Linked DNA regions of Mus musculus: region 2 is linked to region 1. A link is a loop called in an ENCODE intact Hi-C map of the cell type or tissue named here. Cell type or tissue: left cerebral cortex. All regions are shown on one strand.

Region 1 (8,000 bases):
TGAGATAACTGCATAGCTCAGAAACAACAGCAATAACAGATAAGAGAACAGGAGAAGGTGCTAAAGTGGAGAGAGTTGAAAGACACAGTAACACTCCTGGTTTAGGGCTGGCAGATCACAATCTGGCATAATCAGGGTGGCCAGGCCAGGGAGTTTAGAGGCTTGGAAGTAAGCTATTCCTGGCCAGGCCACCAAGTAGTTGTGTCCATAGAATCTTTCTGAATCTCTTCCACATTAAAAGAGAAAACAGTTGTTTTCCGAGATTCTTTTCTTCTATAGCACCCCACCCCCCATCAAGCCCCTCTCCCAATGGCCACTACACAGGGGCCTTCCAACGGCCCGCCAAGAAGACCTGGCCACTCAGGCTAGGATAGACATGAAACTGGCCTAAGAATTACATGCTGTGTTTTACAATCTCAAAACATTACTCAGCAATCCTGTACCACTGCTATCCCAGAAGCAATCCTGCTAACACAACCTGATGGAGTCGATGGAAGGGGGGAAATGGTCTTTTGCATCTGTACAGCTAAGGCTAAGGTCAAGTTAACTTGGTCTAGACCTGGCTAAGCCTTTCCTTGATAAAAAGAACCCGCCCTACGAGGGCGTGAGATGATGTCTCTGGATGGATTAAACAGCAGAAAACCAGATACCAGCTAGTTTCTTTCTTTCTATTTTTTTTCTCGCTCTCGTTTAAACTTACTGTTGCTCTCATAAAAAGCATCAGGTTCCAAAATGGTACAAGCGGAAGAAGACATAAGGCACTTCTCAGCTCCCAAGGGGAATTACCACTCCCCCCCCCCCCCCCATTCCCTGTTTCTTTTCCTTTTAAGTGGTCTGGGGCCTGCCAGGCAGCGCCATGTCCAGGCCGGGACCCGCGCCGAGGGGAACTTTCCTCCGCTGCGCCCGAGACAATGCGGCGGCCAATGCCCGCGCCTCCCCGCCGCGCAGGGAGAGAGCGCCCCTGGAGAACCGGGAAAAGTGCCGAGGAGAAGGAAAGCGCCCCCAAGGGCCGGGAGAGCACCCCAGAGGAGAAGGAGAGAGTCCCAATGGGAGGGGAGAGTGCCCGGGAGGACAGAGAAAGCGCCCCAGCGGACTCCGGGAGCGCCCCGGCGTCTGCCCGGGCCTCCTCCCGGAGCGGGGAGCCTTGCGCCCCGGGCGCACACCCCCAACCCGGGTCTCCTCCGCGGAGCAGGGGAACGTGCGCTCCGGCGCTGCGGCTGCGGAATCCCCGGGCCGCCCGGCCAACCCCTGCAGAGCCGGCCGCGCGCCCCGCACGCCCCCGGCTGGTGCTCTGCGGACGGACGGGGACACCCGGAGCCCACAGGGGGTGTGCGGGTGGCCGTGCAGCGCCCCACCGCGCCTGTTCCCGCCGCCCCGCCGCCTCGCCACTCACCGGGACCGGGCGGGCCGCTGGGCATTATTCCATCGCGGGCGCGGCGAGGCCGGGCGAGGCGCGGGAGCCGAGCGCGGCGCAGGAAGGGGCGGGCGACCATGTGCCGAGGAGGGGGGAGGAGGAGGCCGGCGACGCGGAGCCGCTCTCTCGAGCCCGCTCGGCGGCGGCGGCGGTGGCGGCGGCGGGAGCGGGCTGCAGGAAATCCAAACACTTCGGCAGGAAATCGGAATCCTGACTAAGCACTCCCGGCCCGCGGCTGCCCCGCTCCGGGGGCTCCCGCCGCGTTTAACCCTTGGCCCGCCGGGCACACTTCAGGGCACAGGAGTATAGGGCAGTGTAGGAGATTCATGGGGTGGGCCTCCTTCTTGGCCACAGAAGGCAGAGGTGGGGCTTATCAGCAGAGAACCTTGGCCTTGAAGTGGGGCTTGCTAAAGCTGGGACACCAAAAGACTGTGGCCTCTCTCCCATCCTGCACTGTCTTCTCCTAGGCTACTTTCTCCTGTTCCTTTCCGTGGATTTCTATCTTCTTACCCAGTGCCTGGAGGCAAAACCTTTTGGATAGCACAGAGATGATCTGGCTAGCATTCGAGCATTCCAGGCTCTGAACCCTGGTTGGAAAATGGCCTTTTTCTCTTTCCTGCAAGTGATACTTCCTTGAGGCTTAGTTTCCCAATCAAGAAAGGAGTGTTCGTAGACTTAATTTGAAAACAAGATGCTTAGACTGGCATGTTGGAGACATCAATGATATCTGTGCTTGGGTATTACTGCACACTAGAGATGTCAGAGAAGGGAGGCTTCTAACTTGTGGGCTGTGTGTTCTGCATGTCTGTGTGGACCTAGCTCGGGGGCAGGTCTGGCCCAAGGGTGTCAGTTTCTCCCTAATTACTGGTGATTATTTTTCTTTGAGTCTTCCAGAAACTGCTGTCTGAAGAAGAAAAGATCAGCCACTGCGTAGTAGAGACCCCTTTCTGGTAAAATTAGAAACTCACCAGGCCTCACAAGATTGGAGATTTTGTTCTTAACCTGAGGGTGGGAGACTTGGGGGGAGGGCGCGTTAATAAGCCTTGAGCTGCTCCAGGGGGGTTAGGAGAACTAGCCAGGGAGTCTGGGCTGCCATGGGGAGTGATTCATTGTGGTTTCCCGAGGAAATGCCACACTTTACCTGTAGGCTGCAGTTTGGTGGTTTTACTTGAGTGTTTGAGATTCCTCTGACTCTCAAGACATAGAGGAAGGACCGCGTGTGGGCAAGTGAGAACTGAAATGACCATGCTGGGAACTGAAACTTGGGTACCAGCTCTATCTCCCAAGGACAAACAGACCTGTGCTTGGCACCCAAAGGCATGTCTCTTCTTCAACACTTTCTGTAGTTACAGGTCACAGGTAAAGCTCCAAGCTGGGCCCCAAGAACCTGGAATGCCTGCCCCTCATAGCCACCATCCTATTGGAAAGAACCTCTACCCAACTGAGGTCGGCAGATAAATCACAGAGCAGAAGTCGGGCCCTCACAGTTCACCGTTTGATCCACTGTGTCTGACACCCCCACATCCTCACCACCCGCACCTCTCCCAACATCCTGCCCCTGGTCCTGTTGCTGCATAGCTCCTGTCTCTATTGTATCTTTCCGGATGCTTGCTTAACATTTCCCCATGGCTAAGCTGCATCACAGCAGAATTCTTGACTGTCTCTTGTGTTCCCACTCTCAGTGCCAAGAACCATACGAGCACATGGGAGCCCCTCAGTCAGCACATGTTGGATATAAGGGGCAAAGACTAGAAATCCAAATCTGTCATCCAAGCATGCCAATTCACTCTCTCCCTCAGCTCCCTGAATCCTTTACTCAGAGACTTGATGTGAAGTGTTCAGTGTAATGGAAGAAGCTCCAGTGGGCTCTGCTAATGGTCCTGGGAAATGAACGCTGTGAACAATTAGGACTGTCAGTTGACATAACTGTAGTCTCTTTGGCACATCACCAGTTAATTATGCCCTCCTCTGTGCTTCCCCAGCATCTCCTCATTAAAGGTCTTGACTATTGGGCCAGGGCATGGTGGCACATGCCTGTACTCCCAGCTCTCGGAAGGATGAGAAGTTCAAGGTCGTGTTTAGATACATAGGGAATTTGAACCTCACCTAAGCTGCTTGAGACCCAGTCTCAAAAAACCAAAAAGACTACTTGTTGCATTATATGTCATATTAAATGGCAAGCCATTCTGCAGTGAAGGGAAGGGAAGGGAAGGGTCCACATTAATGACCCCTTGCTCTAAGGAAGGCCTTAGGACCAAGGTGAATTAAATCTGCTTAGCATTGGCCAAGGGACCCAATAGTTTCTTTGCATTTGTTCTCCAAACAGACAAGCAAGAAATTAACCCATCCTTTCACTATTCACCCCTCCCCCCTTTTCTCCTCCCTCCTTTGTTCTGCTTGGGTTCACTTCCCAGATGAAGTAACCGTACCTAACTCCTGGTCTCCAGTTTTGCTTCTGAGACAACTCAATTCAGAACAGCATGTTATCTATAAATTCACGCTGACTGTCTGGGCACTCCCTATGTGCCTGAGCCAAGATAGCATGAACAGGCCTCATAGTTGGGTAATACTGGAAGGTAAGGTGCACGTTCAGTAACAGAAACCAAAAAGACTAAAACACTTTTGCACTATTTTATAGTTAAGGAAACTGAGGCACCTGAATGTTGAGTGACTTGCCTGAAGCCAAATAGTTAGTGAGTGGAGGAGCTCTAGTCTCCTAACTCTTTGCTATCCATACTGCCTTTCCTGGGAGTTGAAGCCATGGGTACCAGCTGTAGCTGAATATACTCTTAAATCGCATGGAAGACGGAAGCAGGAAAGGACCAGGGGGTCAAGGGAAGAAATTACTCTCAAAGACAGGAGATGGCCAACACTCATAAATATCCCAGAAAATTCAGTCCTGTGAGGATCGAGAGATGAGCATCTATTGCACTGGACAGTGCAAGGCTACTGACTTCTACCGGGGCTGTGTGGATGGAGCAAAGGGATCGGAAGCCAGATTGCAGTGGGTTGTGGAACGAGTGGGAGCCTGCAAGTGTAGACAACTCTTTTGAGAAATGTGGCTGTCTAGCACGTGGGAGGCAAGGGTGGAGGCTTCTCAAAGATGGCCAGGCATGCCAGCGTCTGTGGGGGACGGGAAGGTTCTGTTGGAGCAGTTGCATCTGCAGAGGCAGAACTGGGGGGGCCCACCGGAGGAAAGCGGGATGGGGCAGGCTCTGAACTATGGGAGAACCACTTAGTCCACTGGAGGGGAAGGCCAGCTGATAATATCCAGAGCATCATGAATTTATCCTAGATTCATAGATAGGAATTAAGTGGATCTCTAAAGTTCCCCTAGTTGAATTCCTTACGAAATTCGTGATCAGGACAATCAAATGAGGTTGATATAAAACGCCTTCAACCTCATGACGAAAACGGAATGAGAAGCTATTTTGGGTCCAAGTATGTTAGTGAATCAGGAGCAGTGAGGCTGAGGGAAGAGTTAGGAGACAGCTGGCACTGTGTGCTGGCTGATGGGGGTGCAGGGCACATAGGAGGGACAATGGTGCTCACCTGTGAGGAGGAGGAGGGAGAGGAGGAGGGGGTATTTTTAACCATCACAAAGAGGGAGAAGGAGAAGATTCTGAGGAGGAAGGTAATGAGTTCCTGTTTGTGCTTGGTGCAGAGAAGGCAGTGTGGGTGTGGTTAAGAGTCTCAGGCTTTGCAGGGCTGGGGTAGGGGCCAGGCTTGAGGGGGGAGGGGGGGAGGGGGAGGTAGAGGAGCCTGCACAGTTGGTAAGAGGGGGAGTTGGCACCTAAGAAGGCAACACCCTATGCCAGCTCCTCACTGTCTTGCTTTGCTCGGATTTCCCCAGTGCTGGGTATCATTCTTAGAGCTGTTGGTATAATAAGTTGGTACCTTATTACGAGGGGCTTCGTACACATCGTAGGACATTGAACAACATTCCTGGCAGCAGTCCACTGGACATCAGCAACAAAACCTAGCCCAAAGAACCAAAGCTATCACTAGACATTGTCCAGTGTCTCCTGGCAGCAAAATTGCCTCCCAGGCAGGAGCTCTTTTCTATCATCTTTTTCTCATCCTCAGCTAATCATAGAATTATCAGAAAGTGAACACTCTGGAGGCTGGGGAGATGGCTCAGTCAGCAAAGTATGTACTGCTTAAGCATAAGGCCCCTGAGTTTGATTTCTAGCACCCATGGGAAAAGCCTTCCTTGTCATCCAAGAACTAGGGAGCCAGAGACAGGAAGACCCCTGGGTCTGCTGGCCAGTAATCTAGTATAACTGGTGACCTCCAGGTTCAATGAGAGAATGTATGTTAATAATAATAATTAATATTAATAATTAATAATAATAATGGAGAGAGATTAAGAAAGATATTTGATGTCAACCTCTGGCTTAAACACACACACACACACACACACATGGGATGGGGGCGGGGAGAGAACACTTGATCTGGGCATGGTAGTACATGCCTGTACTCCTATTACTCTACAGGCTGAGGCAGGAAGATTATAGGTTTAAAGCCAACTTGAGCTACACAGGGAGACCTTATCTTAGACAAAACAATAACACAAAACAGATGTGATAGCTCATACCTCTAATCCCAGCATTTCAGAGGTGAAGACAGACAGAATAAGAGTTCAACATCATCCTGGCTATATATGGAGTTCTAGCCTGGGCTACTTGGGACCTGCCTCAAAATGCGCCCCTCCCCCCAATTCCTCAAAAAAAAAAAAAAAAAGAAAAGAAAAGAAAAAAAGGAACTTTTGGATAGAAGCATTTGTTTCCAGTTCAAATCCTGACTTTATTGTCTTCTGTCTTTATTGACCTTTCAAGACTTTATTCCCTTCTCTGGGCTTACATATTCTGTAGTTTTGTTTTTATCTGTCAAATGAAGTTGTGAGAATAAAATTAACCATTCATCTAAGTACTGGTTTCAGACAGAGTGGTGACCCTCAGTCATCAACTGCGACTCTTGGTAGTATTTAGGCTCTGATGTTACATCCAGTAAACATTTTGAAATTGGGGTCTGTAGATCTCGACCTCACAGACATATTAAAGACAGGAGGACATTCTGGAGGTGGTGGACATCTGCACATGAACTGCAGAAAGAAGAGAGAGAGATTGGAGCCTGCAGTGGAACTTGAGTGATTAGAAATACGGGCAAGGAACTACATGTGAGCAAGTTTTTCTTCCAGACAAAGTAAAAAGTACTCCTGGCCTTTGGGAAATATACGTGAAGCATGTCAAATGATTGTCGCCTCGTGGGATCACGTCCCCATTGATAAAAGAACGAGCTGTCACTGAGTGCTCACTATAGGTGGAACCTATATTTATGATATTAACAATCATTTAACACTCACAACACTATAACAGAGCTATAATGTAGGGACTATTTACCATCCCCATTTGCATGAAGAAACTGAGGTGTTAGACAAAGGGAGAGTGAGTTTCTCAGGCAGGACTGGAGGGAAGCCAGTGCCTTAGCTTCTTTCTTGTTGAAGTAATAACAGGGGAAGTTTATTTGGGCTCAGAGTTCAGGGTGCATCATTACAGTGGGAGAGTCAAGGCAGTGGGATCTTAAAGCAGCTGCTCCCAGCGCATTCACAATCTAAAACCAGGAAACAGTGAACACAGGCTGCAGCTCTTTTCTCCACATGTAAAGTCAAGGATCTCAGCCACGGGATTGGTGTCAACCAGAGTGGGTAGTGGTCCCACCCCCCTCGATTAATACAACCAAGAGATTCTCTTGAGTTGACAGTTGTCCCTGGCCATCACAAATAGCCTTTCACAAAAAGAGATCAATATGAGGAAAGGAAGGGGCCCAAAGGAATCTTTGGCTGAAGAGTGTGATGTAGAGTTGGTGGTTGCACATGCCTATAATTCCAGCATTGGGGAGGCCTACCTGAGCTATGTGGTGAATTTGAAGCCAATCTGAGCTATGTATCAAGATTGTCTCCAAAAGTTGTGAGACTCACAAGCATTGAACAGCAACTCTACCAGCAAGCCAAGATCTCTCTCGGACACTGTCCATCCAGTCCTATATACCCTCCAAACACCACGTGTCCTCCATGTGCCTTGCCTTAGCACATGAGCACATGCACGTGTTTCAGCTAACAGCACTCTGACAATCAGCCCAAGACCATGGAAGCAGCAAAAAAGCCTCAACAAATCACCAAGAGTTTTTTGGTGCAGTTCCCTCTACAGAGTCCTGACAAAGAGAGTTCAATTACACAATGTAAGGCAGACAAATACATCTGTGTTCTTAGCAAAGAATCCCTCATCACATGTTCTTCCACGAATCTGCCTTAGTCTTTCAAAATACCAACCAACCGACTTTCTGAAGAACACTTCAGTATCCACTTCAATGTTAATATAATCAACTTGGCAGGATCTAGAATCACCTAGGAGACCAGCCCTAGGAATACTCGTGAGAGATTGTCTAGATTAGGTTAGCTGAGGTCGGAAAGAGCTACCTTAATTTTTGGGCAACACCACTCCACAGACTGGGAAAGGGTGAGAAAGTGAGCTAACCACTATGGTTCCTCTCTCTTTACTGATTCTTTACTGCAGTTTCAATGTGA
Region 2 (8,000 bases), 280 kb after region 1:
TCCTAATTAACAAATTTGATAGTGTCATAGGATATCTTATGTGCTTGCATCATCCCAAGTGTATAAGTGACAAATTATACCCACTGTAATAATGGGGGGAGTTGGAACCTTTTGTATGCTTTTTGGCCACTAGGGACACATTAGTGCCTGAGGGAGATGGTGGGACTCTTGTTTTTCCTTCTACCATATGAGAACACACAGGAGACACCTTCTGTGAAGGATAAATTCTCACCAGCTGTCAAGTTTGTTGGCTCTTTGAATGTGGACTTCTCTACAAGCAACAGATTTCTCTTGTGTATCGGTGTTTGGTCTGTTTTTGTTGTTGCTGTTGGCATATAGCCTGCATGGATTAGGATAGTGGCTCTATATCTCTGCATCAGCTGTGGAATCACTTTTATTCTTCAGATTTCAATAAAATATTACATATACCCCATTTCTACCTCCAATATCTCCATATCTTTCATATCTCTCTCAATAGATAACTCTTGAGTCCTTGGTACACAGAAGTGACTATATATATATATATATATATAGTAGATAAAAAGAGATTAATCATGATAACTGAATGTATATTCATGTGTTGAATACATTATCACTAAAATTGTCTCAAGTGATATTCCCTTCATATGACATACTGGTCTCCAAAACTTTTACAGAGGCCCTTATGTAAGTAGTCTATCCTGTATTATTTATTGTGTTCAATCAATAGCAGCTAATTTCTTAGGCAGTAGAAATAAATACACATACTGCCATCAACCATAGATCTACAATTACTTTTAGCATTCAATATAAATCATAGACTGGAGTTACAGACATGGGTCAGTGGGTAAGTATGAAGACCAGAGTTCAAATCCTAGTTTGGTGACCTGCCCATAATCTCAGCTTTCAGGAGGCAGAGACGAGGTAGCCTTGGAGAATGCTGGCTAATTGCTAGTTTCACTGAATCAGCAATTTTCAGGTTTAGTGAGAAACCCTGACTCAGCATATAAGGCAGAGAGTAGTAGAGGAAGACACCTGATGTCAACTTCTGGCCTTGACACACAATAACATATGTGTTCACACACACACACATTTGCCAATATTCACAAATACGCACATGTCCTGCACAGCAAACACATGAAAATCATAAAGTTTATATTCTGACAGATAAAGAGTTCGCAAAGAAGGCATCATTCCTCTCTCAGGAAGGAAACAACAACAACAAAAAAATCCATTATTTCTCTTAGAATCATCATAGGGTCGTTGTCACAGACAACCTTGTCATAAAAACTTTGTAGCCAGACAGGGCAAATTAATTAACAATCTTAAAGGGTTGGGTGATACAGTGCTTGCCCTGTGTGTGGTTAAACTTAATTGAGCATATGATGGGATTTATTTATTTTATTCATTGAAAAAACTTAATATGATATATTTTAATGATATTTTTCCACTTACCCAGTCCTCCCAGACCTCTTACCTACCTACTCAACTTTATTATTTTTCTCTCTCTTAAAAGAAAAGAAAAGAATCTTTTGTTTCTTTTAATTTTTTGATATTGTGAGTTTTGTTTCTTTTTCTAGGGAATCTTTATTATTTATTTATTTACATCCCAAGTGCTGTTCCCTCCCGGTTCTCCTGCCCACTAAAACCCTCCTTCCTTCTCCCTCCTCTTGTTCTCTGAGAAAGTGGGGTGCTTCTGAGTATTCCTGTACCCTGGTGCATCAAGTCTCTGCCAGACTAGGTGCATTCTCTCCCACTGAGGCCAGACAAGGCAGCCCTGTTGGGGAAAGGATACCACAGTCAGGCTACAGCTTTAGGGAGAGCCCCTGCTCCAGTTGTTGGCGGTCTTATGTGGAAGAAGAGAGATATCTTCTAGGATGGTAGTGGGGAAACCCAGCGAACAGTTCATTTCCATGACTTCTCCCTAACATGCATAACTGAGCATTAAGAACAACAAAAACAAAACAAAACAAAAACAAACAAACAAACAAACAAAAACCAGGAAAACTGCAAGGGCCCATTAGCACATTGCAGGGCAGAGCATCTCCATACTGCGCGGTACGTGAGCCGATAAATGCCTCCTCTGTGAGCAGTCCACACCGAAGCTTATCACTGCTCAGTTCCTGCCCTACTTTCTCTATGTTAGCCATGAAGAATATCTTTCTCTGCGGGGAGGTACTTACACTTTGAAGACAGGCTTTGGATTGCACTCCGGCAGTGTCGCATTAAACACACTCTATTCGTGCCCTGCTCTTTAATTTATGTCGGCTGTGTTGATTCACCAGACAGAGAAGTGGGGTTTCCATGGACTCAATGTTGGGTCCCAGGCCATGGGAGACGAAAGAGCAGGCTGCTTTGGGATAAAGGGACAGCAGCTTTGATTTTTAGAAAGAGTGGGACTCAGAGAAGAGCCTTAGAGGTGGGAGTGGCCTTAGATATTATGATTAGTTTAAAATCTCAACTTGCCATAACCTAAAATTATCTTGGGAGAGAGTTTTAATAAGGAACTGTTCGGGTCAAATTGGCCTATGGGCATGTTTTTGGTAGATGGTCTTGATTGTTTATTGGTGTAGGAAGCCGCAGGTGGCGCTGTTGTCTGGACAAGGTTCCTGAACTCTGCAGGACAACGGACAGCTAGAGGACAGCAGAAGCAGTGAGCAGTCAGCATTAGCGCATCCATTTCTCTCTGTTTTGAGTGTGGATGTGATGTGCTTGAATTTGTTACAACGACAAAAATGAAACCAGGCCTGATGTCCCTTGTTCAGGACACAAAGGGAACCACGGGGAGCTTCCCGTTGTTTGGATCCCTCTGGAAGTGGAGCATTTCCGGTTGGGTAGTTGATTTTCTCTTTGAATGCGAATGGTATACGATAATATTTGCATTTTGTCTGTTTGGTCTATCTATAGAAAAGCATTCGGTCTGTAGTTGGATCGGGTACAACCGAGAAGGGATACATTCCCTGTATCAGACACCTTTTTGCACACTGTAGATGCATTACTAAGCACATAGAAAACATTTATTGCCACATGCTTTATAGTATAGCAGAACTACCATGCAATAAATAGATTACAAGGACATAGTGTAATGTGTGAGAGCTGAGTGGGTTTCAGGGGAGATCTTTTGAAGAAGATAAGATTTGGGCCAAGATTGGAGCCGGAGAGGGAGAGGGAGAGGGAGAGGGGGAGGGGGAGGGGGAGGGGGAGGGGGAGGGGGAGGGGGAGGGGGAGGGGGAGGGGGAGGGGGAGGGGGAGAGGGAGAGAGAGAGAGAGAGAGAGAGAGAGAGAGAGAGAGAGAGAGAGAGAGAGATCTGAATTGAGGTCTTAATTGATGAATGGAAAGACATTCACCCGGAGGCAACACAAAGATCCTGAGGCAGAGATGCACTATGCATTTAAGAACAAAACAAGACAACACTCCCACCCCACCCCCCAAACCAGCAAAGGTGGAATAGAGAACAAGAGAAACAGGAGTTGTAATGAGATAAAGGAGGGAAGCCTGTGTTCCTCTTTTGGGGATCATAATGACTTACTGGATACTCAGAGGTAGAAAAATTCTGGCAGGTTTGAGGAAAAGGGTGGGAATATCTGACTTACTCTTTCATCGGTTCAGTATTTCTTTAAAAATTGTACAATAGAGTAAGAGTGACAGCCCAGTGTTTAGCAATGGGGCAGATGAGGCAGATGTGACTTGGATAAAAGTGGCAGTTGGTGGAGGATAAAGAGAAAGTGGACAGTATAATTTAGTATTTGAAAAGTGGAGGCAGTTGGGCTTTTGGGGTAATCCTCCATGGTGGCATGAGAGATAAGGGGGACCCAAGGATGTGATCTCAGTGATGTGTTTGTGTGTGTGTGAGTGTGTGTGTGTGTGGTGTGTGTGTGTGTGTGTGTGTGTGTGTGTGTGTGTGTGTGTGTTTGTGAAGGCCAGAAGTCATCATTCCCTGGAGCTGACATTAGCATTATAAGTATCTGATATGGGTGCTGGGAACCAAACTCAGGTATTCTGAAAGCACCCAACAGCTGAGCCATCTTGCCAGACCCTGGAAGTCACAAAGCATTTTATTACGATGCAGTTAGTGTACTGAAAGCATCACAGTCCTTTTTCAGCTTCATCTCCAGCTCCAGGGACCACTCTGAGAAAGAAGCAGATAAAACGTTGAGGAAGTAAAGCCTGGTGGGAAGACCTTTGACCAATGGAGGGGGTGCCCCGAGAAGAAACTAAGACATTTTTCATGGGGTTCAGAGAGTCTCTCTGTGAGAGAGTTGTTAGAAAGGACTGAGACTGCCATCACTTAGCCTCTCTCTAGATTTCCTTGGGAAAGGAACCTCTGCCTCTGGTGTACACTCTTAAAATGCATATTCTTCCAACATCATATCATATGGCTAAAAAGGTCACTGACTGGAGCTAAGATGATATATGTGCTCTGACCCTGAGCCTACAAAACTGAGCTAAATATTGCCTCCCACCCCCACCATTTGTGTGCCTGTGTAGAGATCAGAGGACAACTTTGACTGCTGATCCTTAGGTACTCTCTCCTCCCGCAACCCCTGCCAGGGACTCTTCTTAGCCGGGAACTCTCCACGTAGGCTAGACTGACTGGCCAGCAAACCCAAGGGATGGACCAGTGTCCACCTTCCCTAACACTGGGGTTATAAGTGCTTGCCGCTTAAACCTATCATTTTAAACATGGGCTCTTGTGGTCAAATTCAGAATTCTGTGCTGGAAAGGCAAGTACTTTAATGACTAAGATATTGCCTCAGCTGTTGGAATATGGTTCAAGAATGGAGCCGGCGCAAGGAGAATTCTCAGTGCTTATGAGAAAACTCTAAGGGAGCAAGACAAGAGTCTTGTGATGTCAGAGTCTGCAAAATATGGAATTGTTCTTGGAACGTGCTTCCATGGCCCTCCCAGATGTAACAGATTGGGAGGACTTATCCAGGACCAATCCAGGCAATTTGACATAGAAATTCACACAGAAAGTTTTCTATGAGAGAATTAGCCTTCTTGGGATTAGCATAAGCTGCTAGGGAGATGGGGAAAAAACTTTAATTAGTGAGCAACTTAGCATGGAAGGAAAGGAGAAAATCCAGATTTACACTCAGGGTTGGAAAATAGATGATTATGTAAGTTAACATTTGGAAAGGTCAAGGACTGAATTTTTTTTTTTTTGTAAGCCAAAGCAATTGCCATATTGTTTTCTACATACATGGCTGGTGGCATTTTCCTGAGCTGGAGATACTGCTCAATTCTAGTGTGATCCTGTGCAATAAGCTAGCAATGAATTGGTGAGACTTGTTAGTACCTCGGGAAGATGTTTCCAACTCTCACTTAACATAGTGCTTGACCTATAGCAAGCTCTCAGCACAGGATGTCTGTGATGCTACTGCTGTGCTTAGCTTAGTTAAGTGCTGCACGTTGAATGTCTTTGTGCTGCATCCTTGTCTCCCCTTCTCAGAGATGCTCCAGTACCATGAGAACTGCACTCAGTCAGGTGAGTGGGCACCCAGCTTGAGGAAACAGCTGGGAGGGGGTGGCACGGAGGTGGTGCATACGCTAAGACGCAATCTGTAGCCTTCCTAAAAATGGCTCTCCTGGGAGAAAATCATCAACCGCTGCCATTATTTTACATGTGGTGCTAATTATTCCAGGTAGGGACACTATAAATGGAATGCTAAGATATTAATTTAGGGTGTTTGGGGGGAGAAAGTGTTAATTTTATTAGTCACTATTCTAGGCTTTGAAATGAGAAAAAGTTGTTTTTGATATTAAGGAAAATACGAAGTTTAAAGGGGTTATACATCATTTCCCCCCCCCCTTTTGAATGCTCTTGCCCCTTATTAGAGGTCTGTGGGGTGCTGCTGGTTGAGAGGTGTTTGCAGTGTTCTCATATGGATGAAGGGAAGCAGAAGTGAGTATGGAGGGTTATGCACACTAAACAATTACTACAACCCCTCACTGACCTGATCTCACTAGTGTCTACCCAGCCCACTCTCCTTGTGGTGGCCAGGGATCCTCTTAAAGCAGATGTTGACACTGACCGCAACAAAGCAAATTTCCCTTACATTGAGTAAAGGTACATTTCTTCCCGTCAGCTCTGGGCTGCTCGTCTCTGTATTTCCCGGCGTATAGCCTATGGCTGCTCTTGTCTTGTTTACCAAGTTCTAGCCACTTATGATTAATTAATTAATTTTATTTTAATTAATTATTTTTATTTTTCATTCATTAATTAATTTATTGATTCCCTTTACATCCCTATCACAGTCCCGCCCTTCTCTCCTTCACGCCCACCCTTACACCCCTCTTCCCTTCCATTTTGCCCTCCCCTTCTCAGAGAGCCCTAACCCTAAGCCTTCCTACTCTCCCCATACCCTATCGCTGTTTCCCTCCCCACCCTCTCTCCCAGCCAGTTCCCTCTCTCCATCTACTTCCAATGTCTATTTTATTTCCCCTTCTGAATGAGATTCAAGCATCCCCCCCCTTGTGCCCTCTTTGTTACTTAGCTTCTTTGGGTCTGTGGATTGTAATATGGTTGTCCTGTGCTTTATAGCTAATATCCACTCTGAGTGAGTACATACCATGCATATCTTTCTGGGTCAGGGTTATGAAAGTCTTGGAGAGATCAGGGATACAAGGAATATACCTAAACACAATAAAGACAATATACAGGAAGCCTAAAGAGAACATCTTCTTAAATAGAGAGAAACTTAGAGTGGTTCCACTAAAATCAGGGACAAGACAAGACTGCCCACTCTCTTTATATCTATTCAGTATAGTACTTTAAGGTATAGTTAGAGCAATAAGACAACTAAAGGATATATATATATATATATAATTTGTTTTGTTTTTCCAGACAGGGTTTCTCTGTATAGCTCTGGTTGTCCTGGAACTCACTCTGTAGACCAGGCTGGCCTCAAACTCAGAAATCTACCTGCCTCTGCCTCCCAAATGCTAGGATTAAAGGCATGCACCACCACTGCCTGGCTAAAGGATATTTTTAGCTAAAGAAGGCTGCTGAGTCTAAAGTCTCTTCTATATCCAACAACTTGTGGATGCAGAGACACAATGACCCAAGCCCCTTGGTTCCAGTGTTGAAGCCATGTTAGCTCTATCATTTTCTGTGGGATTGTTCTTCAGGGCACAATAAACTAAATAATTTATCTTTCCCCTTTATCCCACCACATGAACATGCTATGTAAAACCTAGCACTCTTACTTCCTGTAGGGGTCAGGAGGATTTTGATACAGGAAGTCTGAAATTATTCTGTTTGCTAATTATACAATCTTAACCAAGTACTTGACCTCTCTTTACTTTAGATTTTGTAGCTGTGAAATGAGAGCAATGGCTGTTCCACACAGGAAAGTCACGAGGACATGGGAGGACTTAGGTACATCTGGCAGTGCCATTTGGTGATCAGTATAAACATGTTAACTGACTGTACATTGAACAACCATCTCCAGAGTCAACTCAGCCCCACCCTCTTTAAATCTGATCATGTTAATCTCTTTCTTTCTTAACTACCCCATACAAATCTTGGTTGTCATAATAATTTATGCCATGCACTATAGATGTTTAAAGTTTATCACCTTCATTTTATTTTAGTATTGCATTCACAGTTTATTTTGCTAAGGAAGTATGGCAATTAGGTGTTGACACAGAATAGCATCTTCCTAAGGATTTACAGACTCAAAAATGGACCCACATGGATAGTAGTAGCTTATGCCAGAAAGAAGACATAGAAGATCAGATAAAGAATATATAACACTTCTTAAAGATGTAACCATGTATCATATTCCTTCAAGGCAATCCAACTCATCCTTTGGGATTATAAGCTATTATTATCCATCACAAAAATAAATGATTATCTAACATGAAGGGTTTAAGTTGAACAAAGCTATCTTAGGAAATAGCACCTACTTATGTCCTCATTAAGTAATTGAGTTTTGTTATGCCAGAGCAGTAGTATTTGTGGAACATGCTCCATGCTCTTCTGCAATGATCTCAAGGAAGGGCAAGCAAATAGCAT

Evidence for each region. A loop is a pair of places that touch in the nucleus more often than their neighbours do. Peaks named below come from ENCODE experiments on the same cell type or tissue, not always from the same donor. Only the 100,000 strongest peaks of a DNase experiment are listed, where the experiment ranks them.
Region 2: it touches region 1 in a loop (14-fold over the local background); 2 of 42 quality-filtered maps call a loop at or near these places.

The regions. Positions count from the first base shown.
Region 1 is chr15:64,381,324-64,389,323 of GRCm38, forward strand. It overlaps Asap1 (ArfGAP with SH3 domain, ankyrin repeat and PH domain1), which reads right to left and starts at 1,596. Exons shown (of 31, transcript NM_010026.3): 1 at 1,394-1,596. In left cerebral cortex, CTCF peaks have their summits at 989 and 2,535; DNase peaks (open chromatin) are centred at 567, 1,011, 1,636, 2,616 and 3 more places; H3K4me3 peaks cover 2,388 bases; H3K27ac peaks cover 5,485 bases.
Region 2 is chr15:64,659,448-64,667,447 of GRCm38, forward strand. No RefSeq gene overlaps it. Among named protein-coding and RNA genes, the nearest start is that of Gm30691, 33 kb to the left of the region's middle. In left cerebral cortex, a CTCF peak has its summit at 129; DNase peaks (open chromatin) are centred at 2,076, 4,885 and 5,479; H3K27ac peaks cover 1,688 bases.